Regions from separate parts of the Homo sapiens genome. Here all the other regions are linked to region 2. The links are chromatin loops, found by intact Hi-C in ENCODE. Cell type or tissue: PC-3. All regions are shown on one strand. Region 1 has its middle 260 kb from the start of ROCR. Region 2 holds the start of SOX9 (SRY-box transcription factor 9). Region 3 has its middle 170 kb from the start of ROCR.

Region 1 (8,000 bases), 350 kb after region 2:
CAAACTCTTGGGCTCAAGCAATCAGCCTGCCTTGGCCTCTCAAAGTCCTGGGATTACAGGTGTAAGCCACTGTACCTGTCATGTCCTGGGTTTTTATGAGGTTTTTCTTTTATTTTATTCTGAAGTCCTTCTACCTTTGGGCTCCATTTAGTTGTTTTTTCTTTTTATTCTTACTTGTCCTTAAATAAAGAGAGAAATACATCACTTAGTGTTTGCAGACTGACAGGGTGTATAGAATGCTCTTGTTTCCACTCCCGAGATAGTAAAGAGCAAGCTGTCAGTTGAAGACCCTGTGCATGGTAAACTTTCATCTCACACAGCTATGCTACACTGAGGTAAGAGATGCTCCTGTTGCCTGAGTCTATAGAACATATATCTTCACCTAATGACTTTGAAATAGACTTTTTCTAAAGATACTGACTGTGTTTTAATTATGGATGCGTTTTGTAGGGTATGATGAGTAAGTCAACCACTGCTGTATGCACGCTCCATCCCTATTCTGAACACTTTCCCTTGGAAATAGAGTCCCAGACAGATGGAGTAGTGTAACAGTTGGGAAGAGGGGGAAGTGGAGGAGAGACACACAGATTTCATGTTATTTCAAAGAAATACTATCTTAAAGTAAAATAATGGTTGTCTAATTTTGAAATTGGTAGCCATTTTGCTTTTCTTAGGGAGTAGTTAAAATGGCATGAATATGATATATGTATAGTCCCTCTTGTATTCAGGCAGGACTCTTCTTTTTCATGTGTAAACAGCCAGTTTTTCTTCCAATTCAATTTCATTCATCTTGTGCTTGATAAAATTTCCTTTCAATTTCAGCAAATTTTTGTCTAGTAATTTGGAGTCGTTGTATTATGAATTTACTGCTTTATTGAAGGATGGAGGTAAAAGCTGTCTTTTTTTTTAAATATATTATGACTGGGATGTTGTTAGAAACCATGCCAAGCTAAATAACTGTTATTTAGAAACTAAAGAAGAATATGCTTTCAACCAAATGATATGATTCTCTTTAAAAAGTAAATAAAGCCGGGCATGGTGGCTCACACCTATAATCCCAGCACTTTGGGAGGCTGATGCCAGTGGATCACCTGAGGTTGGGAGTTTGAGACCAGCCTGACCAACATGGTGAAAACTCATCTCTACTAAAAATACAAAAATTAGCCAGGCATGGGTGGTGGGAGGCTGAGGCAGGAGAATCGCTTGAACCCAGGAGGCAGATGTTGCAGTGAGCCAAGATTGTGCCACTGCACTCCAGCCTGGGTGACAAGAGCAAAACTCTATCTCAAATAAATAAATAAATAAAAATAAAATAAGTTATAGTTTCAAATGGCAGAATCTCATTTTTTTAATGGCTGAATTGTACTCCATTCTGTATATGTACCACATTTTCTTTATCCATTCGTCTGTTGATGGACACTCGGGTTGCTTCCAAATCTTGGTTATTGTGAATAGTGCTGCAATAAACGTGGGAATGCACATATCCCTTCATTAGACTGATTTTCTATCTTTTGGGTATATACCTAGTTTCTACTATGAGAGCTACTCATTAGAATTATTAGAATATTAGCTGGGTGCGGTGGCTCACACCTGTAATCCCAGCACTTTGAGAGGCCAAGGCAGGCAGATCATTTGAGGCCAGGAGTTCGAGACTACCCTGGCCAACATAGTGAAACCCCGCCTCTACCAAAAAGACAAAAATTAGCCACGGGTGGTGATGCATGCCTGTATTCCCAGCTACCCGGGAGGCTGAGGCAGGAGAATCTCTTGAACTCGGAGGTGGAGGTGGAGGTTGCAGTGAGCTGAGATTGCACCATTACACTCTAGCCTGGGTGACAGAGTGAGACTCCGTCTCAAAAAAAAAAAAAAAAAAAAAAGGCTGAAGGGAAGCTCCAGAGATCATTAAATCTGTCTCCCAGGTTTCTGAAACAACTCTATCTAAATTGCCCTATGTATCTCTCTATAGAAATGAGGACTCCAAAGGGACAGACTCCCTCCCAGGTAACTGCCCCATTTCCCAAGTCCCAGTTCTTTCTGGGGCTTGGTTTTAGATCTAAAATCTGTGGTCAGATAGGTGATGGTTGTGATCTCTGGAGTAACCCCTGTGGATCCTTATGCAAGGAGACTGTCCCCACCAATACCACCAAGCCTAGAGGCAGGTGAAGGTGTTAACCTTCTTGCTCCACTGCCAGCAGGCTTCCAGCTGTCAGTCTTCTGGTATTTCAATGCCCTGGATCCCAGGCAGCTTGTTATAAGGGCTGGACTTATAACTGCACCTGGCCAAGGGCTGGACCTTTCTGTGGGGTCCTCCTGGGAAAAGCCTTCAGTGGCTTTAGGAACATGAAGGATTTGCTCACAGGATCTCAGTCCTCATCTCAGTCTAACCAGGGGTCTGAGAACCAGACCCTGAAAAAATGTAACTACAGAGGTTTTATTTTCCCTAAAAAGAATTTTGTACTTTGATAACTGTAACTATCCATTGACCGCCCCCAGCACACATATTTTAAAGTAAAATTTCAATGACCTGTGAAAAGATAGGCTATATTAGTAGTAGGAGCAGGGACTTTTCTATCTCTATATCAATGTGGTGCATGTGTATGTATGTTTTTCTTCATAACTGAAGATTTCTTATAGTTTATTTAGACCAATTCTGCTTGCTTACTTTCCCAGAGGGAGAAATGATTTAGTCTGGATTAGTAGCATAAAACTTGATTTTCTTATGTTTATGTGAACCTCCTGGAGTTATAGGAAGAGGTGGTGATGTGCTGAGATTGGTAATGATTGGTAAAAGCTGTTCTGCAGGCGAACCAAACTGGGATATTCATTTCTAAGACCGAGTATAGATATAGAACACTAAGTATCAATGTTTTCTTGTGAGGAATTTGAGAAAGCACCCACGTTTCAGGTGAGGTGAGAGATGGCTTGTAGAGAACCATCACTGGGGCAGGAAGAGCCAGCACCTTCTAAGCACCAATCAAGCAGCTCATTGGCAGACAAGAGCAGCTCATGTGTGACCTGTGGAGTTGGCCTGATTCTGTCCAGAGCCCTGCTTCTTGAAAAAAAGGAGGGTGCCTCTCAATACCCTTGCCAGGTCTGGCAGGGGCTACTGGAATGCTGCAGATGAGATTGCTGGCAAAAGTGGTCCTCGGCTCATTCTCCTGTGACAAGAGAAAGTGGGGGATGGATGCAGAATGAACTTGGCCCTGAGTCATGCTGGCTTTATGGAGGCTATAAATCTTCTCTTTCTGTTTTTAGAAGCCAGGCCATTACTTGTTCTTTCTGTGTCTGCTATCTACTTCACTGCTGGTGATTTTGAGAGCAGCGTCTGAAGTCTTCTTGCATCCTAAATTGATACAATGAAGTTTGGTAAATGTAACGAGAAAATATAATCATTCACCTGGACATTAAATACTGCTTTTTGTATTCCTTGGTCTTTGAAAGTTCTAGTTAGCAAAGGTCTCAAGAAATCTCATAGCAGATAGCCCAAATATAAACAAACAAAAACAAATGAATAAACGAAACCAAAAAATAACTTTCCTACCATTTGTATCTGTTAGAAAATGTAATTTTTTAATTCATGTCATTCCAATAGTTAGACTAGTTTGATATTCAGCATGTTTTACCTGTATGTTTAAAATATTGTTTTTAATTGTATATTTAATTGACAAATTTACTTATGTGGGTATGTGTGTATTTGTATATTAATGGATTAACTGTATCCTTAATATCTTTCTGTCTCCATCCCCATTTACATTTTAAATTTAAGGCTGAACTCTCATTCTAATTAACCTCAGTAACGTCTCTTTTTTAATCCTTTCATAATGATTAATATCACTGTGCATAGGCCAACTACATTAGAGATTGAAAGAATATAGCAGATATTGTTGATTAAATACAACAACCATCTCCTACTTCTCTTTTACTCCTTACAAGCAAAATCAATTCCATTTTTCTCATCTGCTCTGATTAAGAAATGATGTGTACAATTGTGGTCCATGTGAAGTGTGAGGAAGTGTGCTAAGGAGTTTCTAGGAAGGTTGTGTGGCTAAGTAAGAGAAGGCATCACAAAAGAAGCCTCGCCTGCCCCTGCTGGTCATTGCTGTGTCTGCTTGTGATGCCTGGGCCCTTAGCAGCTGTGTGGCAGTGCTAAAGGGGACAAGCCAAGGACATGGCCCGTAGGGTGAGGATGACAGAGCAGCAAGAGGGAAGTGATCAGTCCTTGATGACATCGTTGATCCACTGAATTATTCAGTCCTGGATCTGCCCCACCTGAGACTTATTGACACATAAAATAACAAGGCTCATCGGCTTATCATTTAACCAGTTTAATGTGAAGTTTTATTTTATAAGGTTGACAACATTCTAATTGAACTGAAGAACAAAACTTACTTGTTAAGCCCTTAATGTGTGTGTGCATTCAAGTTCTAACAGGATTTAAAGTACCAAATGGTTGGGCAGCCCCTGAAAGCCAGGAAGTGTGAACATTGGACTTGCATTCAAATCTCAATCCTGAAAATATTTATTTGTCTGGATTGTTTCAATCAACTCTAGGTGCCTCAGTTGTGTCATTTGTGGGTACAGGATACTAATAATGTCTATCCTCTTCCACTTAAGTTGTAGTCACTACATTGAGCATATTAGTTCAAGAAGAAAATAACTGAATTTCCTCTTTCTGTTTAAATGCACACTGTGGGTATCATACTTTTCTTCTCTTGAAATGGAATCTCAGGCATATCCTAAGAGGTGTATGTGTGTTTCTTAGAAAATAAAAGAAAAATTTTCTAGTTATTTTGTTCATAAAAGGTGCATCACTTGGTGACTAAAATATAACATCCTGTGTAATAATCACAAACCCTTTGGCCCCAAATAGCTTATGGGGCTGGTTTCACATAGGTGAAGAAATATGATGATGCTCTTTACGTAGAACACAGCTGGGATTTTGGACTAACATGTACCCAAGACTGAGACTAGGAAGAGAAGCAGCTCTTCTACGTAGCCACTGTGCAGCAAAGCAGGTTTCTGCTGCTATCCAGGAAAACTAGGGAGCTCAAGCTAAACCATGCACTTCCATTAGCATGTGTATTTGAAAAGTGGGAGTACATTTAAGTGTGTTAGTCTTTGCAATCGGTGGGGCTCTTTCTTCTTGGGATTTCTGCAGTACTGATCTTGTGCTGTAAGACAAGCTACCAGGTGAATGACTTTTGCCACACATTGTGATATGATTTGGTTGTGTCCCTACCCAAATCTCATCTTGAATTATAGCTCCCATAATTCCCACGTGTTGTGGGAGGGACTAGGTGGGAGATAATTGAATCATGGGGGCGGTTCCCCCATACTGTTCTTGTGGTAGTGAATAAGTCTCAAGAGAGCTGATAGTTTTATAAGGAGAAACCCCTTTCACTTGGTTCTCTCTCTTTGCTTGCTGCCATGATTGTGCAGACTCCCCAGCCACATGGAACTGTGAGTCCATTAAACCTATTTTTCTTTATAAATTACCCAGTCTTGGGTATGTCTTTATCAGCAGTGTGAAAACAGACTAATATACGTTGTTAGTTGGAATTCACTATGGTAACCCACAGAGGCCCTAATAGTACCCAGGAGTTTGTATCTAGTTTCCCCAGAACAGGCGAAGTCACCCACCCCAGTTAATAATGTACCTTCCTGACTGCACCTCAGAGTTTAAGTCGCCTGTGGGCAAAAGGAATGGTTGCTACTCAAGAGTACTATGAAAATGACTGAAACTGAGGGTGAATCGGGCATTTTAGTGAAGACCTAAATCCAACTTGGTTTTACTTTTTCTTGCTTTTACTCTGCATTTGAAAAATAGTCATAACTGCACAGCTTATCTAGGAGGTCTACATAACAATAAAGGGTAAAAGACATTTGGGAACGTAGGAATCATTAAATTATTTCTCATTTAAGTGTCATAAACTGCATTCTTTTACTGTAATACTGTTCAAGGGGCAGTAATCAAATTGTGTCACATTTTCCATGGACGCTGCCATCAAGGTGTGAAATATTGCCTCCCTGGTGATTGGATGGAATTGGGGTTCAAGGTGAGGTGGCCATTATCCAAGACACCTGCCCCCACTTGAGCTGTACACGCATGAACTATGACTCACTGACACTTTCTAGTAATCATTAATCTCTTATGTGCTTTTTCTTCCTTACATTTTGGACAAATGACTTTTCAAAGAGATGGAAGGAGATGTTATCCATAGAAATAACTTGCAGTGATATCAATAACTTCATAAGGGAATGATAACCATATTTAAATGTAAAGATGATTACACATAGCTCAAATGCTGCAGAGAGTTAATTGTAAATGTTTCTAACTTATGTCCAACTATCACAGTCTTTTCAAAAGACAAAATGATGGAAACCATACAGTATTACTAAAGACGAGGACACAATACAAACACAAAGGTACAAAGCATCTTTCGTAGTAGGTTTCTTTTACTCAGTTTATTATGCTTATTTCATTGCATATAGTTGTGTTGTATTACCATTTGTCATCCCTGGAAAACAGAACTTTTTCTGCAGAGATCCTTCTTTCTTCAATTCGATATTCTCAGAACTCAGCACAGCATTTAACAAATACATAAAAACAAGATTATAAGTAAATTGTCTGGGCATGGTGGTTGACACCGATAATCCCAGCATTTTGGGAGGCTGAGATGGGAGGATCACCTGAGCCCAGTTTGAAACAAGCTTCGGCAACATAATGAGACCCCCATCTCTTCAAAATAAACAAAATTAGTTGGGGGTAGTGGCACATGGTTCCAGCTACCAACATGGTTCCAACTACTTGGGAGGCTGAGGTGGGAGGATCACCTGGGCCCCAGAAATCAAGGCTGCAGGGAACTGTGATTGTATTACTGCACTCTAGCTTGGGTGACAGAGCAAGATCCCATCTCTAAAAACAAGCCAAAACAAAATAAAATTATAAGCAAATAAATTAAGAACTAATATCACTATAGGGACCACAAATACTAACTTGAGAAGACATTTTTATTTTTCTTTGGGGCAATTTTAAGAGTTTTTTAAATCATTAAATTGCATCCATGAAAGATTCTAAGACAGGTCTATTCTGACAATATAGAACATTGAGAGGATATGTAAATTATGTAAATGAGTTATTTAAATTTGTGTTTAATTTGTACTCTTCATTGGGTTAAATGTCTTATGTGTTGTTTATTGGTGTTTCTGCTTGTTTTCCTTTTAAATGCATTTTGTATGCTTCTAATGAACAATAACATAATTGAATAAAACTGAACATACATAATTATTTTAAAAGCATTTATTATGATAATGATATGGTAGTGATAAGAAATAAGAACTCTTTTGATAAGAAAGTGAAAGTCAATAGAAATAAATGTGGTTTAGTTCTTAGCCAAGCTCTATTTGACTGAAGATTTTGTGTTGAGCTGTGCCTCATTAAAAAAAACTTCATTTAAAATATGTATTTTCAAGAGACAATGGAGGTTGAAACCTAAGTTATATGGTCACTAACACACAAAATAGCTTTACAGTTCCCAAAGTCTTTTCAGTTCCACCTGCTTGTATCGGCTTTACAATAGCCATGCAACAGAATAAGATTGGCGTTCCCTTCATGTAAGCGGTAAATGTAAAGTCAGAAGTCAAACCCTATACTTTAGTTAAATTTACAAAATATTTTCACTTTCTCTTTAGGAGTTGTCATGTTTCTTGCAAATGCTTTTTCTACTTTTTTAAAAACATACATTTATTTTGGAATTTCTTGAAATATTAAGACCCCTTAAATGGCTTCTGAATCAGGGTTGATTTGCTATCATTTTTGAGGACTGAGACTACTGCATTAAAAAAAAAAGTTGTATCAACTCATAAAAGGTCCAGCTACAAAAGAAAGAACATTTCAGCCTTTTGCTTTTTGATTACCAGCTGAAATATAGAATAATAGAATCCAATATATGTTTGAAGTCACTAATATTCAATAAATTATGCCACTGAGTTTAGATATA
Region 2 (8,000 bases):
AAATTACTTAAGCTGCAAGAAGGTCCCCAATTCTCACCCCCCACCATACACTCCCACCTATTTCCAGTAGCCTCCCTCCTCCCGCCTCCCAGTTCCTGCCAAGGGTCTCCTCCAACCTCGGTTTCTCCCTTGCCCCATCTCCGTGGACAGTGGGGCTGCACGAGAGAGTGCAGTTTTAAGAGGCCGGGTAGGAGGGAGGCAAGTTTCACTTCCCCGCCCCGATTGAGCTTCCAGGCGACTGGAGAGCAGGCTGGCAGCCCCCTCCTTCCGTCTCCCACCAGTCTTCGTCCATCCTCCAGCTACCTCCCTCACCTCTTCCACTTACCACCCCCCTCCTCCGCGTCCCCGCGAGCAGCCCAAGAACTTTGTCAAACTCTGAGCCACAGTTACACCCCATTCCCACTCCCAACCCCATCCCGCCGGCTCCCGGAACGGCAACTCCCGGGCGATGGGAGGCGGGGCGGGGCAAATCAGCCCTGACCAGCGCCCCCAGCCGCCGCGATGCCCACCCTGCCGCGCCGCCCCCGCCGGGTCCTACCTCCAGAGCTTGCCCAGCGTCTTGCTGAGCTCGGCGTTGTGCAAGTGCGGGTACTGGTCCGCGAGCTTCCTGCGCGCCGCCTGCGCCCACACCATGAAGGCGTTCATGGGCCGCTTGACGTGCGGCTTGTTCTTGCTGGAGCCGTTGACGCGCACCGGCATGGGCACCAGCGTCCAGTCGTAGCCTTTGAGCACCTGGCTGACCGCCTCGCGGATGCACACGGGGAACTTGTCCTCCTCGCTCTCCTTCTTCAGATCGGGCTCGCCCTTGGGGAACGTGTTCTCCTGGGGCCGCGTGTTCTCGGTGTCCGAGCCGGAGCCCGACGGGCAGGGCGAGCCCGCGGAGTCCTCGGACATGGTGGGGCTGGGGGCGCCGGACAGGCCCTTCTCCTGCTCGTCGGTCATCTTCATGAAGGGGTCCAGGAGATTCATACGCGGGCCCGGGGCAGGGGGCTGGTGGCCGGGAAAGGCGAGAAGCCGCGGCGGCTCGGGGACTCGAGGCGCGGGCTCCTCTCCCCTCGGCTGCCCGGATGCGGAGCAAGCGGCTCCCGGGGAAGCTGGCGCGTCGGCCGGCTACCGCGGCGAGCACTTAGGAAGGCGCGGGGTGGCCAGTTCACAGCTGCCCGCTCCAAGTGGGGGGAGGCGAATTGGAGAGGAGGAGGAGGGGAGGAAAAAGAGCAAAAGTGGGGGCGCTTGCACCCCTTCTCTTCTCCTCCTGCAAAGAAAAGTTTCCGGGGTTGAAACTGGCGAGTCTCCGCGCCACTGAAGTTTCCAGTCAGTTTCGAGCTCCGCTTTCGGCTCTCCAACTCCCAGCCCAGGGTCTCTTTAATAAATACTCCGCCTCACCTTAGAGCCACCCGCCAATCACAGCACAGCAGTCCCAGGGTTGGCAGGCAGCTGATTGGACCCGATTTTGGGGAGGGAGGAGGATTGTGGCACTGGGCTGGGTGACGAGGCGGGAGGGGAGGAGAGGGGAGGGGATCGCAGCCAAAGGGCGGACGGTAGGGTGGGGGGGCGGGGGGTGCTGCGGGGAAGGCGGGGGACCCGGGACTTCCAAGTGTGTAAGTTTGTCGTACTCTCGGAATGCCAGAATTTTAGTGCCTTCTCCGCGCGAATCTTGTGTGTGTGTGTGTGTGTGTGCGCGCAAGTGTGTGTGTCTAGACTAGGATCTACCCCCACCTCCGACATTTCTTTTCACTGCTCTCTCCGCGGCACCGGGGACTTAGCTGGAGTTTGCAGTATTCGAAAAGCAGCCGCTTCTTAATGCGTAGCCGAGTTTACGCGCCTGGAGCGAGCCTGCCTGCCTGCAAAAGTGCTTAGAAATAGTCTTTTGAAGCAAATGTTTTGGTGACTCAACGCCCGCTGTTCCTCCGTAATAATCCATATAAATAGATTAACATGCTCGGGTTCGCCGGGGCTGGTGCGGCTGGTCAGGATTCTGCTGCGCTTTTGCAAAGGGAGTCAATGGAAAGCAAAGCTAAGTCCCCGCGAAGGTTGGCAGCGGCGGCCGTGGCCACGCAGGAGCCCGGCGCTCTCGAGGCCGCCCCGCGCCACATCGACCTTGAGCTCTGACAAGTCATTCTCCAGCCCCCTCTACCCGCGACCCTGCCGACGCTCCTCAGTAACAGGGCTACTGCTCTGACGTTTTGGTCTTTGCCTCCTGGCCGGGTCAAAAACGTCAGCCGAGTCGCCCTGTCTGGGGGAGAGTTTGCTAACTGCTCTGGCTTTGAGAGATAGAAGTTTGCCAATGCGGCTGTCCCGGGCCGCGAGGCCCAGGCCGGTCACTTGGTTTGTAAAAGACCAAACAAATGGGCACCACCGCAGACAAAACGCTCCACTCTGGCGGAGTCATGCTGCTTGCCTGCTTTTGCTGGCATTTACGAAACACCTGAAGGGGTGAAGCGCCGGTGCTTCTGACTCTAGTCCGGTCGGTTCAGACCTGCATGTAGTTGGGAGTTCTGGGGGAGGCATTGGTGGTGTCTCTCATGTATTTCAAGTGTGATTTGAGCACAACCTTTGTGTTTACACGAAATGCTTAGAGCCAGGTTGGGTAAGTGCGGAGCTATCTGCTCTGGGATAGAAGAAAAGTCTTGGTCGCTTGCGGGTTCTGTGCTTTCAGAATCCCAAATAAACGCACAGCATTGGGAAACTCTTAATTTTAAACTCCCCCCCCCCCCCCACCCTTTTGGGCTCTTGCAAAAATTCGCCTCAATTAAATTATTGTTGTGGTGAATCGGCCCACATCATAATAAAAACTAGTTTTTTTTTCCCTTTCTAATTTGCGAAGTGAGGACACTATCACAAGATCCAAATCAATGTCCTTCCGGGAGAATTTCTTAAAATCTTGTTTTCTCTCGTTGTCTTCGGAAGAAGCCCGACATTTCTTATAGGAAATGGAACTCTTCATAAGGTAGTAAGTTACAGCCTTGTTCAACAGCATTTTTTTTTTAACGAATGTAACTTCTTCAAATGGGATGTTTCTGGTGCCCTATAGCTCGTTTACAAATTTAAGAGATTTGCATACAATAGCTTCGTATCCAGGGCTCTGTGATTACTTTCAGAAAGTGTAAGAACAGCATCGTCCTTTCCTAGGAGAAAAAAGTCCGCGTAGTGTGGACCTATTTCTGTGTCCCGGGTAGAAGGGCATTGTGTGTACAGTATAACTGTGTAATTCTCAGACACCTGATTCAGGAGACTCGGAGACCATCGGGCAGACATTTTAGCCAGGTCGTCTGTACTTAGTTGTATGATATTGTAATTACCATGTTTGCTGGAATAAAGTCAGTGAAGAGGGCTATGACTTTAAGATATTTTGGAATATTTCACTAAATATATGTCAAGATATATACGTATATGTATAAATATACTTTTAATGCAATTATGCAATAAGATACTAATATGTAGAGTTTTACATCATAAACGACGGGGATTTATACATTTCCCGTTGATTTGATGCAAGCATTTTTGAATTTTACATCTTCCTGAAAACTTATGAACAGGCGACTTAAAAATGGACTGCAGTTTTCATCTGTATCCAGAGGGGGCGCCAAAAGCCCAGAAACTGTTTCCAACTCCGAGAACCAGGGAAAACTTGGATGGTGGTGGCTGGGGGTGGTGTGTTCCAGTCAATCTGGACTGCTTTGCTGCTGAGATTTATATTTGCAGGAATTCCTACGCGATATTCCCTCCTGTGCGGATCCACCTCTGCGCAGCTCAGTGAGGGAACTTGTGTCTGTAGAGATCCGGGTGAAAAAAGAGCACTTGAGATGCCAGCCGTTCTATTCTGCGCAGAATTTGGGGACTGAGGCCAGGAGAAGGCCCCTATCCCCCAGGTGCCAAGCGTTGCCACCGTCAGGCCAAGTCTAGCGCGTGGCATTGTCAGCTCGCGAGTGGATCGGTCCTGCATTTCTGCAGGGGCCTCCTGGTGTCCACTCCCCTTTCCCCATTCAGGGGCTCCATTCGCTTCGTTGTGTCTTTCTCAGGTCGCCCCGACCCCTCCTCCCTGACCTGGGAAGACGCGCGCAGTCCCCGACCAGAGGACCTCAGACACAGGTAGAAGGAAAGGAACCCGCTCCTGATGTTCAGGTTACAGATCTGGAAACTAAGGCTGTTGACCCAGTGTTGGCTAGAGCATTTTGCCAGGGGCGAAAGGAGCCAGGGTCCTCCATCTGATGCGGTGAGGGAGGGAAAGGGCGCAGGTCACGAGGCAGGAGACGGAGGGCGCTTCTCCGTGTTCGGGACGTGCTTTCGGATACCCGCTCTTGAGCAAGCGCCGCGAGGTCTGCCGCCGGGAGCGGAGACACAGAGGTGCGAGTGGCTCCCCAGGGAAGCCCTCGGGAAACCGAGGTCTGGGATCTCCCCCTTTCCCCCTCTTGCACGTCCCGGACCGGCGCCGGGCTCAATTTCCCCAGCGGGGGCCGCCAATCTCTCCTCCGCGTCTACGCGGGAGCTGAGACCGGAGCCCAGAGTTGCTGGCGCAGGGCGAGTTTCTCGCAAACACTCAGTGCTCAGGATGGGGGTGAGGGATGCGAGCTGATGGGGTTCCTTTTACCTGGCGAATTAAGGACCACAACCTCCCTATCCAAACTTCCTTAGCAAAAGTGGGGACGGTGTTTAAATCCGTTTTCGGTAGGGACGCTTTTCTGTCCCTAGGGAAAGTTTGGTGGGGTGAGCAGCGGCGTCCCCCAAATATCTCAGCCCCGGACAATGTTCTCATTAGAGGTGATGGGAGAAGGGGTTACCCCTTGTCTATTCCAGTTCCCCAGGCCGGGTCCCTTGCAGGTAGAAGACTCCTATCCCTGGAGGGACAGGTCCCCGTGTCGCGGGCTCCCAGCCGCTCCTGTAATTAGTACATTTCGCTGGGCTTGGAGAGTGTTTATCGTCCGCTCTTCACGCCGGACACGAGTTTCTTGTGGAAGGGAGCGGCCGGTAAGCCCGTCTCTGGACTGGCGCTGGGCTGGACAGCAACAGCTAAGGGGAAAAGGAAAGTACCAGATAGCGTCGTAGGTGCGCAATAAATATCTGTTGACTGATCGAATAGATGTCACCTGTGGACGTGTTGCCCGAGTGAGTGCATGTCCCATCACAGCCGCCAGACCTCCCAGCGACAGTTGCGAACACGCGATGCTTGTGCATTCCTGCGTGTGTATTTCTCCCCACACGGGAGCCCGACTTTGGGAAGTTGACCGGCATGTGCCACTCAGGGCTGTGGAATCCCGACTCCGCTAAAACTGCAGACCAAGAGGCCCGTTTCAGTTTTCTTCCCTTTCCTGTTTTCGAAAAAAAGAAAGATGAGGTGGACGGGAGGTGTCGGGTGAGGGGGCGCGAACCTCCAATCTGCCCTGGTGACCTGGCCGGGTCTGGGGGCGTCGGGCGGCTGTAACACAGCAGGGCGCCCCGGGGGTACGGACCGGAGCCCAAGTCAGAGACCAGACCAGCTGGCTTGTCGTGGAGCTGCGGAGCCGATCAGGGAAAAAGGAGGGGTGGGAGTGGAAGGCCCCAGTCCCAAAGGGACAGCGCTCCCAAAGGGAGCGTGCTCTTTTTTCATTCTGGGTTTTGCGAAAATATCTGTCCTTAGCTGTGGCACCGGGGAGCCGCGCGTCATGCGGCTTCCCTCAACTCATCCCTAGAACGCCCTGCGGAAAATTTCCTAGGCCATCTCTTCCCCCTAACGCCCACTCCCACTATTTTAAAAAGTCTTTCAGGCATTTTTAGCTGAAGGTGATTTTGCCTTGGTGATTTAAAAGTAAAGATACAGTAAGCGCTCAACGCAGTGGTGCCTCCTTTGCGACATACTCGGCCGGGGCCACTTCGGCCCCAAGAGCTTCCTCCGCACGAGCAACTGCTCCTCCCCTTCGATCACCTTTCAGTTTAGGTCTATGCAGTCTCAGGTACCGACCAAAGAGGGCTGAGATTCTCAGGATGGTTTTGTGGGGTTTCCCTAGGGGAGGGCAGGCTCAATGGCGATGATTGCATCTCAGCCTGGAGGGATTCTAACCAGCGCTTCCCTCTAAGAGATCCCATTGGGTGGGTGATTATTCCGGATCTTAATCAGAGAAAGTGTCCCCATCAAGCCACGGAAATAGAGGACATGCTTGTAAGGTGCAATTTCGAAGGTAACGGTCAGAGTTAAAGACCAATTATCCTGTCTTCCCTGCGATCCTTTCCGTCTCAACAGGACCCGGGAAGTCCCGGGCAGAGCGCATCTCCCTGGCTCCTGCAAGCTACGGCTTCACCCAGCTTCGTGTTGGGCTCCGTTTTGGTTTTGGAGCGGCGTGAGGGAGTCTCGGGGGCTGGGTCGACTGCCACTGGCCTGAGCTCCGGACTCCGGGGACAGCGCGTCCTGTCCCGAGGGCCTCCCGCCCCCCGGGAAGGCCAAGGTCATGAGGTCAAACCCCAACTTTTGGGCTTCCGCGAGAGTAAAGCCCCCGGATGGTCCTCGGAGCTGTGACGTCACAAAAAGTGCTTGGGGTAGGCGGACCCACGGCTTTGTTAAACAGCCCAGGGGCTTCGGGGAGGAGTGGGGGCCCAAAGCAACTCAGGGACCCGTTGAGCTTCCTGCTTTGTCATTGTTTATTTCAAATTAATTTCATGATGCCTGTCGCTGACTGCAAAGGCTGCAGGAGAGACAGGCTGCCCTCGGGGTCTCTCCCAGCCTAGATAGGCAGACCAGGGATTTTTGAGAAAGCAGAGATTTTTGGTTTTCTTTCTTTCTTTCTTTTGTTTCTCTCTGTGCCATCTTTCTCCCAAGGCCCTTTCTCTCACTGATGTAAAAGGAAGAAGTGGAATAGTAAATGTCTTCTTTTTCTGTCTTCAGCCTTTTGTTTTCCGGATGGGTTGTGAAATTTGGACTGGCCTAGGAGAGGGGACAGTATTCCCCTTCCAAATCATTAAGACCCGGAAAATATAACAGTGTTCCTGTCACTATCTTTTGGATCACATGTGTTTACCCCCACGAGAAAGGGCAGGTTGATTTCTTCCACAGAGTTCTAGGACTGGAACCTGTTACTTTTTCTTCCCTAGTTTCCAGGTTGGCTAAAATGTGAGGGAATCCTGACAGAACACAGACAGAAGGCATCAACTGTATTACAGAAACTGGTCCCCTTTGGGGTCCCCCTAAAGCTCGCAAACTGTTAGCTTTGGTTGGCAAAAGAAGACTTTTTGTCTCATCTGCCTTAATATCCACAGGCAAAGCAGAGACAGATAAACAGTTACTAGTATAATTTAGGGGTAGGGTCACTATAGATTCAAGTATATGGGCATTTAATCTTTCCCCTAAATACTCATTTTCTTGGAGCAGTGGAGACATCTCATAGGTTGAGATGTTTTCCTCAGCAGCCAGGAGAAAAGGTGGTGTCTAACCCTGACGGAGGGGTTGATACTGTACCTGGAAGGTATGCTTTCTACCGTATGATTGGACAGAAAGGCAGAGTAGGTTTGCTCAGATATTCCACCCAGGCGTTCACCCCATCCCCACGCCTCCAGGGTCCACTTCTCCCCAGGGACCTGGCTCTAGAGTTTTCCTAGGGAGCTCCCAGTAGAGCATTAGTTTGAACCCCAACTATATTAAATATATGCTGTATCATGGGCGGCAAAGCAGGCTGTTGCGGGTGCTTGCAAATTTGCAAAGTATGGACGAACACGAGGCTGGGCAGGGATGGGGGGAATGGGGTGGCTACATCTAAATCTTTCTAGGACTCCAGATGACAGAGTAGAGTTCTGGGTAGAGGAAGTACAACGTGGTGGAGACACCATGTCCTTTCCATCCTGTCTTTCCCTGTCACTTGTCATGTCTCTCCCATTTAGCCCAACGTCAAATCATTCTGATTTTTGAATAAATCAATTCAGTGAATATTGCCTGAGGGCTGACAATGTGCCTAAACTTCTGAAGGAGACAAGATTTCATCTCTGCTGTTGTCTCCAGGTCTGGTTTCCCGCAGAATCCAGCCTCTGTCCACGTGAAC
Region 3 (8,000 bases), 270 kb after region 2:
CACATTCTGACTCTTAACAGTGGGGTAAACATGAACAAGTTAGCCAACTTCTCATGGCCTCAGTTTAGGGTGGTTTTTGAGGTGATTGAGTTAATGAATAAATAATATTTACCATTTCCTTAAACATGGGACGTGAATAAATTTTAGTCTCTATTGTTATTATAAACTATTAAATGGAAGCTATTTTAACACTTCTACTAAGCCACTCAGAAGCGGCAATTGTACTTGAAAAAGATGAATACTCTTTGTCTTTTGTTTTATTTTGTTTTCAATGAGATGCTTTGTCATATTTAGAAAATTATGCTAATGAGGGAAGTGGCTTATTTTCATGGAAGTTTCCAGAAGGTAAAGCTCTTTCAGTGCTGGGCCATGGTAAAGTTCAGCCAGGGGACCTTAAAGAAGGGACTGGTACTGGACTGAGAGATCTCATTTCTTCTTATTGGATTAACCCCATGCCCGTCAAATGTAAATTCTAGTGATTAGCCATCCATGCTGCTTTGTTAATAACAGTCCTATTCAGCTCGTATTGAGTTTGGGGGCTGATGGAGTTTCCTTTTCAAATCAACTCTTTTGGAAATCCTTCCTAATGGAACTTTGTTCATATGGCCAGAGAACAATGCGACCAAATAAGCTACCAGCTGGAGTAAAAGAGATGGCAAAGCTAAAAGGCATATCTCATTCTGGGGAAAATTAACCTCCCAATTTTGCCCAGTAATTGATTCCATCTGACTGAGGCGTTTCAGCCTCCACTGTGACTGTCATTTGGGTAGCTGGGAAGCGAAAGCCTGTAATTACAGTCATGCAACCCTGTTATCAGAGCCTGGGGAGGGCTTTCCTCTCTTCCTACCCTGGGTGATCACAGGTGAGGCTGACCAGAGAGGGAGGAAGGAGAGAGGGGCAAGCAGGCTGGTGGTTCTTTCTCCATGGGAGAGAGACCCCTAAGGCAACCCCAACCATGGAGAAAAGGTCAGAGGTCGCAGGGAGTCCTCTTGAGTTTTCATGATATGAACATGAAGAGGCCAGAGCTTCCTGCTTGCTGCAAATTCTTCTCTCCAGGGAGATGCTTTGCCTAGATAGAGCTAATAAAGAGCAGGGAGTGTGATTAACAGAGAATTAGAAGAATTCTTCTAATACCATCTATAATAGGTCGTTACAAGCTGTGTAAATAATTTTGTTATGCTCGGATAGGACCTGTGAACCAACTGCAAGAACACTGAATTTTACAGGACACTTTATGTATTTATTGCTGTTTTTTTATTTGTATAAATTTAAGGAGTACAAGTGCAATTTCCTCACAGAGACATATTTCATAGTGGTGAAGTCTGGGCTTTAAGTGTGTCCATCACCTGAATAATGTCCATTGTACTCATTAAGTAATGAGATAAAATAAAAATTGGACTTGTTCTCACCTCCTACATGTTTGTAAGCAGATGTTGTTGAAACTTATAAGGATTGTTCTGTTATCACGATAAGACTAAGTGCAACATTCCTGCTGCTTGTCAGCATAGGTATACATGCTTGTCTTGTTAAAGGTTGAACTGAGACTAGCAAAAGCGAGATTACCTTTGCTGTGGCTTGAATGTGTCCCCCAAAAACTAAGTGCTGGAAATTTCATTGCCATTTTAACAGTATTGAGAGGCGGGACATTTACAAGGTGATTAGGCTATGAATACTCCGCCCTCATATATGGATTAATGCAGTTATTGAGAGAGTGGGTTCCTTATAAAAAGATTGCCATTTATCTTATATTTGGGAAGAGTAAACAATGTATTTATTATATCAAAATGAAATATAAAGGGGTGTATGTGTGTGTGTTAGCTACTATGAATCAACACAAGCACTTCTGGTATTCGCCTAATTTCTTCTTTGGATGTTCACTATATTCATTTGTTAAAAAAAAAAAAAGGGAGAGATGAAGACACCTTGCAGGGTTGCTTTGAGTGTTAAATACGGATACACGGCCTGGCGCAGTGACTCGCATATGTAATCCCAGCACTTTGGGAGGCTGAGGCGGGCAGATCACGAGGTCAGGAGATTGAGACCATTCTGGCTAACACGGTGAAACCCTGTCTCTACTAAAAATACAAAAAATTAGCCGGGTGTGGTGGTGAGTGCCTGTAGTCCCACCTACTGGGGATGCTGAGGCAGGAGAATGGCGTGAACCCGGTAGGCGGAGCTTGCAGTGAGCCAAGATCGTGCCACTGCACTCCAGCCTGGGTGACTGCGTGAGACTCCGTCACAAAAACAAAAACTAAAACAAAAACAAAAAAACGGGTACACATGGTCTGACACACAGCTCAATAAGTACTAATTTTCCTTCTCCCTGCTCTTCTCTTTTTAAAAATTATTTAAATGTGCTATTTGTCTATCTATTCATGTTATGTATATAAGTTTGTAAGAATTTTCAACCATAAACCAAGTATTATTAAATGATATCAAAGATATAAATGTATTTATGTTTTGGACAGGAAGAACATTCACAATTCAAAAGGCACGTGAATGACATACAATGAAATTTTCTCTTCTATTCCCCTCCTGACACCCAGTTTATCTTTCCACAGGCAAATGATTTTATAGCTTCTTGTGACTCCTCCCAGAGGTGATTTAAGTGCATTACAAACTTATATATATTTATATTTCTCTATCAATATATGCATATGCATACATGTGTATATGTGTGTATTATATATGTCTGTACACACATACGTTTCATTACATATATTTTCTTCCCTTTTTTTGCAAATATAACATTTCATGTATTGTTATGTGATTTGCTTTTTTTTCCCTTTAATATCCTGGAGAACATTCCATAGCTGCATACATGACATTTCCTCATTTCTTTTTAAAGCCATATTGCTGTGTGTTGCATGGATATACTATGCTTTATTTAGCCAATCAAGTACTACCATTAGTTAGTAACCATTTTTTTCTATTACAAACTATGTTGAATATATGAACCTGCCCCACTATTTCCAATATTTCCTCACAAGTGCTATTTTATCTTCTGAAGATAAAGCCTCCTGGTTATTGGAGAGGGCCCAGGTAAACGGCCTATATGGCTATTTTCTATTTTACTAAAGGGGATTGGAAGGGAAAGCAGGGGAGAAACCCACAGAGTGGACACTAAGGCAAATTAATTATTGAGGTCGGACAGCACTTTGCTGGGATCGCTGGAAGGTTGAGTCATTGGAGTATGGAAAAATCCCAATTAGATGATTAATTTAGGTACTGGGTATGCTTTTAGCCTATGGCCATGGAGTCAGGAAAAGAAACAATTACCTCTCCAAATTGCCATGCTGGGCTGATTAATTTTTAATTGAGTCTTGTTAAAGGCATGGAAAACTCTGACATATATAACCTGGAGAAATAGGCCTTAGCCAGTGGGAGCCACTCGTCCCCACAGGAACCTACAGATTTAACTGGAGAGGAGGGTGATTTAGATAAAGCCTGGAGGCAGGGGTTGGCAGTGATGTGGAGAGGACTCAGCTACCTTGGAGAGAAAGCTGGACTTCAAAGTAAAGTGTCAAAGGGACAGCTGATCTTCTTTCTGGCTGTCTATAGCCTACCCCATGGGGCCTTGATGTGTAGAGGGCTGTTCTCATATCATTTGCTGCCTAAGATGAAAACAACTGGCACTGCATTTAATGAAGTATCTTAAATTGCATTGCTGTGTAGAAAATTTAGATGAGGCTGAAGCCCTAATCCTTGACTTCCCTTTGGCCCTGTATAATATGAGGAGAGAGAAAGAGAGAGAAAAGGAGGAGAGAGAGAATGAATGTCACATCCTCAATGGGTGTTCAAACTGTTCTAACATGAGAAACAAATCGAGTATTGGGCGAAAGGTGTAGATGTGGCACAAAACAACTTGAAGAGAAGTGTGGATTTATACCAAGATACTGGCATGCTAGAAACCAGAAAGAATCCTCAGGTGACATCTTGGAATTTTTGAGTTTTCTAAGTGTATTAGTTTGTTCTCACACTGCTATAAAGAAATACCTAAGACTGGGTAATTTATAAAGAAAAGAGGTTCAGTTGGCCAATGGTTCTACAGGCTGTACAGGAGGCATGGCTGGGGAGGCCTCAGGAAACTTACAATCAAGGCAAAAGGTGAAAGGGAAGCAGGCACGTCTTACATGGCTGAAGCAGGAGGAAGAAAGAAAAGGGGCAGATGCTACACATTTTAAATAATCAGATCTTGTGAGAACTTACTATTACAAGAACAGAAAGGGGGAACCACCCCTGTGATTCAATCACCTCCCACCAGACCCCTCTTCCAACACCGGGGATTACAATTCAACCTGAGATTTGGGTGAGGACACAAATTCAAACAATATCACTAAAGCTTCAGCTCCATTAGGTAACAAGACCTCATCTGCAATGACACCAATGTGCTAAAGGTATTGCACTGAGCCTTTCATAGGTGTTAGGCTTTCCTGGTTCCTTAGGAATCTCAGGGACTAAAGAGTGCCTGTGAATAGACCCTTAAGTGTTGGGCCAAGTGCAGTAGCTCATGCCTGTAATCCCAGCACTTTGGAAGGCTGACATGAGGGGACTGCTTGAGGCCAGGAGTTTAAGAATAGCCTGGGTAACATAGTGTGATCCCATCTCTATAAAAATAAAAAATAAAAGACTCATAAGTGCAAGTTGTTTACATGATTGTACCATATGCAATTTAATGTAAATTAATTAGCATCATGTCCCTGTTGGGAGACTTCCTCTTAAATCACTTTAATTAGTATCTTTATTATCAAGGAGATACTAATAAGTGAAAGGAGGTATTTGATGTCTGGGCAACAGAGCAAGACCCTTCCAAAAAAAAAATCCCAACAACCAAACAAAAATGATATCATCTTCATTTCACGGATGAGAAAACAGAAGTTAAGTGAGTAAGTAATTTCCCCAAGATCACACAGCAAGACAGTGGCAGGCCTGGTGGTTAGAGCCAGTTATGCACACCTCCTTTTTCCTCTGCATTTAGGTGTAATAATTTTGCTGTCTGTGCTGTCACTGTAGACTGAATCAGTCTCAGCCCTCATCTCACCGCATTTTCTTGGTCTCACATTTGGACTTTGAGAGCCAGACATATTAGTTTTGAATCACAGCCATGTTACTAACTTCTGTGTAACCATGGTAATATCACTTCATCTCTCTAATTTTCAGTTTCTTAATTTATGAAATAGGGATTATACCTTCCTTAGCTTGTTGTGAGGGTTAAATGAAGCCAAGGCAGATGATATCTGTCAAGAGTTTAGCACATATCTGTTGTACAGTAAGCATTCAATAAATGATGCCTACATTTATTGTTTTTGTTCTCTAAAGGGAGATCAGCTGAAAGACTGGTTTATGTGAAAAAAGAAGAGCTTTGAATAATGCTGTAGTTAACTAATACATGTGAATAATACACTAATATTCAGAGAGTACCTTCTAGGCCAGGATGAAACCAGTGGTTGAGTCAGAGTTACAGAAGCATGAGAAGCAGCCACAGTTTCAAGATTAGCACATGAAAAAATGTCTGAAATATTAGTAATAATAAGGTGCTGTTTACAATAAATTAGATTCTTGTTTACAAGTATTCACTCTCTTCTCTTACCTCCATGGGGAGGGTGCACTTCCAAGGAAGTTGATTTTGGGTATGACCATGGGACTTTTTGTCTTCTTAGTAGGTAAAATATACTTGTGACTCTCAATGTGTTCTTAGTCATTGACTTGTTTTGGCCAATAGGATCAGTAGAAGTGACACAGCTCACTTGCATAGTTGGAGTTTGCTTTCTTGCTCTTCTATTGCTGTGAAATGACCATGCCTTGGCCAGACCTCTGGTCTATGTAGAGTGAAAGGCACATGGAGCATATCTGGATTCAATCTGAATCCTGGGCTGCCCAGGTGAGCTTGGCCTTGAGCTTGGCCTATATGATTAACTCCCATCCCATCTGCAGATACATGAGCAAGAATAAATACCATTATGTGCCATTAGGTTTTTGTGGTAGTTTGCAGGAATAGACAACTGATAGACAAATGTTAGGTATATGATAATTGTACAACCTATGTCAGCATTTATCTTAGGTTTTATCAGCACATAATACAGATTTCATCATTTAAAGAGCGTATCTCCACATTTTCTTTTCTGGTTTGCATAAAGCTGGAGCATGCCTTGTATTCTTAGACAAGTCACCCAGGCCTTTCTATGTCTGTTTCTCCATTTGAAGAAGAAATATTTTACTTGCCACCTACCTTTCCCCAGGAGTCATAAATTAACAGTTGAAAAACTCTTTGAGATCTCCCATGAAAGTTACAATTTAAGCAGAAGCATGCCTATTATTTATTTTTATTATCCATTTTAAAATTGAATACTTAGAGCAAATAGATTTTCCAGCCACCAAAAAGGAAGTTTCTTCTATGCCACAACATATTATGGATTGGGCACTCTCCAACTATAGACTATATTTCCCATTTATAGCACTAATTTAGATGTTTATGGGTCTGTAAATGTATTCCGTTTCTCCTGGGGCTTCTGAGTACCTATAATAGTCTAATATTTTGGAACACTAAATGATGCCTTGGGCAAAATATAAAACAGGAGAATAAGAGAGGCAGGGAAAGAATTGGGTAACAATAAAGACAGTTTTTACAAAAAGTACTAAAAAGATAAATAATTTTAGACTCCCAGAATTACCCTGGAATATAGTCCAATTTGTGGTGATTGTCTCTCCTTCATGTTACAAATTATCACTATTATATCGAGTTTCTATTGAGTGCTTAGCATACAACTATTTGTGGAAGAGGACATATTTATACTAATAACTCACATTTATAAGTCCTTGCTCTGTGCCAAGTACTATGCTGGTGCTTTTAAATAACTATCTCATTTAGTTCTCTCACGAACTAATGCATTGTTAGTATTACCATTCTTGATGCTCCAAGAGGTTAAATGACTTGCCCAAGTTAATTCAGGTTCTTCTTTTTTGGAGAAAGCCCAAGCTCTTAATCATTATGCTGTACTTCATAGTGACTGACATGGTCCTTGTTTACAAGTTATGAAGATGATGAAGCCAACATAAAAAAAGCATAAGACATTTAAGCATATGTAATGAAAATCATTGTGATATCCTCAAAATAACTCTAGGGAGATAACTAGCATGGAAGAATATGGAAATTAATGCCTGCTGTGACATTGCAGCTTACCTGTGGCTTTTGTTTATTTTATTTTATTTTTGCAATCCCTGTTTTAACACTGAGGTAGATAATCAGGATTTTAGTCTAAAACTGAAGATAGTTCTGTCTTGAGCTATATGGAATTTTCTATGCAGTGATGTACAATAGATTGACTATGTAATTATTGTTCTTGCCACTTGTAATTTGAAAGACAGCATTATGAAAATTAGTTGAACAAAAATCTACTAACATAAAGTTCAGAATCAGAGGAAATATCATGGATGAGGGGTTCTTTCTAACTTGAATTTTTACATGGAACTCTAATCTATGTCAAGGTGTAAAAGTCAGTCTCTTTTCAGGAACTGAAAAATTCAAGCGACATTTTCAAAACTATCTTGGTGTTTTTGAAATCCTCAAGAGGAGGAATCATATTTTCATTACTCTCATCTATCTTATAAAATTTGAGACCTGAAGGGATCAGAGTTTGCTTCTAGGCATTGAGGTTCTGACATACTCAGAACATGGCTCCCTGAACAGTGTACCCTGGGAGGGTCATACCTTTGTTAACTACTCTTCTAGTTTTTAAGGCCTGTGTTGAAGCCAGATGGCTATGTCTTCTTATTGGGGTGTGAAACTCCAACTTTGTCAGTACATTAGATTGGCATATACCCCATCATGCTAAAAAAAAAAAAAAAAAAAAGGGAAAAACATTTTAAGAAGCATTTTAAATTCTTGTATCAATCAGTCATTTGTCAGTTACCATCTCTACACAATGGTGTATAAAGAAACAGGAATCCTCAACTCTCTTTAATGTTGGGCTTAACATTTAAGTCCTCTGAAGCAGGTCCTC

Evidence for each region. Peaks named below come from ENCODE experiments on the same cell type or tissue, not always from the same donor. Only the 100,000 strongest peaks of a DNase experiment are listed, where the experiment ranks them.
Region 1: a loop joins it to region 2, with 11 times the contacts of the local background. A loop is called at or near these places in 11 of 110 quality-filtered maps.
Region 3: a loop joins it to region 2, with 9 times the contacts of the local background. A loop is called at or near these places in 3 of 110 quality-filtered maps.

The regions. Positions count from the first base shown.
Region 1 is chr17:71,760,807-71,768,806 of GRCh38, reverse strand. No RefSeq gene overlaps it. Among named protein-coding and RNA genes, the nearest start is that of ROCR, 260 kb to the left of the region's middle. In PC-3, a CTCF peak has its summit at 4,106 (motif pointing left); no DNase peak of the experiment used is centred here.
Region 2 is chr17:72,114,361-72,122,360 of GRCh38, reverse strand. SOX9 (SRY-box transcription factor 9) reads right to left here and starts at 1,341. Exons shown (of 3, transcript NM_000346.4): 1 at 539-1,341. The coding sequence starts at 969. It overlaps SOX9-AS1 (SOX9 antisense RNA 1), which reads left to right and starts at 6,345. Exons shown (of 7, transcript NR_103738.1): 1 at 6,345-6,507; 2 at 7,961-8,000. RefSeq lists silencers at 356-455, 1,366-1,695, promoters at 1,309-1,454, 1,309-2,076 and enhancers at 2,178-2,678, 4,044-4,665. In PC-3, CTCF peaks have their summits at 518 and 3,584; DNase peaks (open chromatin) are centred at 1,420, 1,820, 2,380, 3,590 and 1 weaker place; H3K4me3 peaks cover 3,528 bases; H3K27ac peaks cover 3,189 bases.
Region 3 is chr17:71,848,014-71,856,013 of GRCh38, reverse strand. No RefSeq gene overlaps it. Among named protein-coding and RNA genes, the nearest start is that of ROCR, 170 kb to the left of the region's middle. RefSeq lists an enhancer at 190-1,336. In PC-3, no CTCF peak of the experiment used is centred here; no DNase peak of the experiment used is centred here.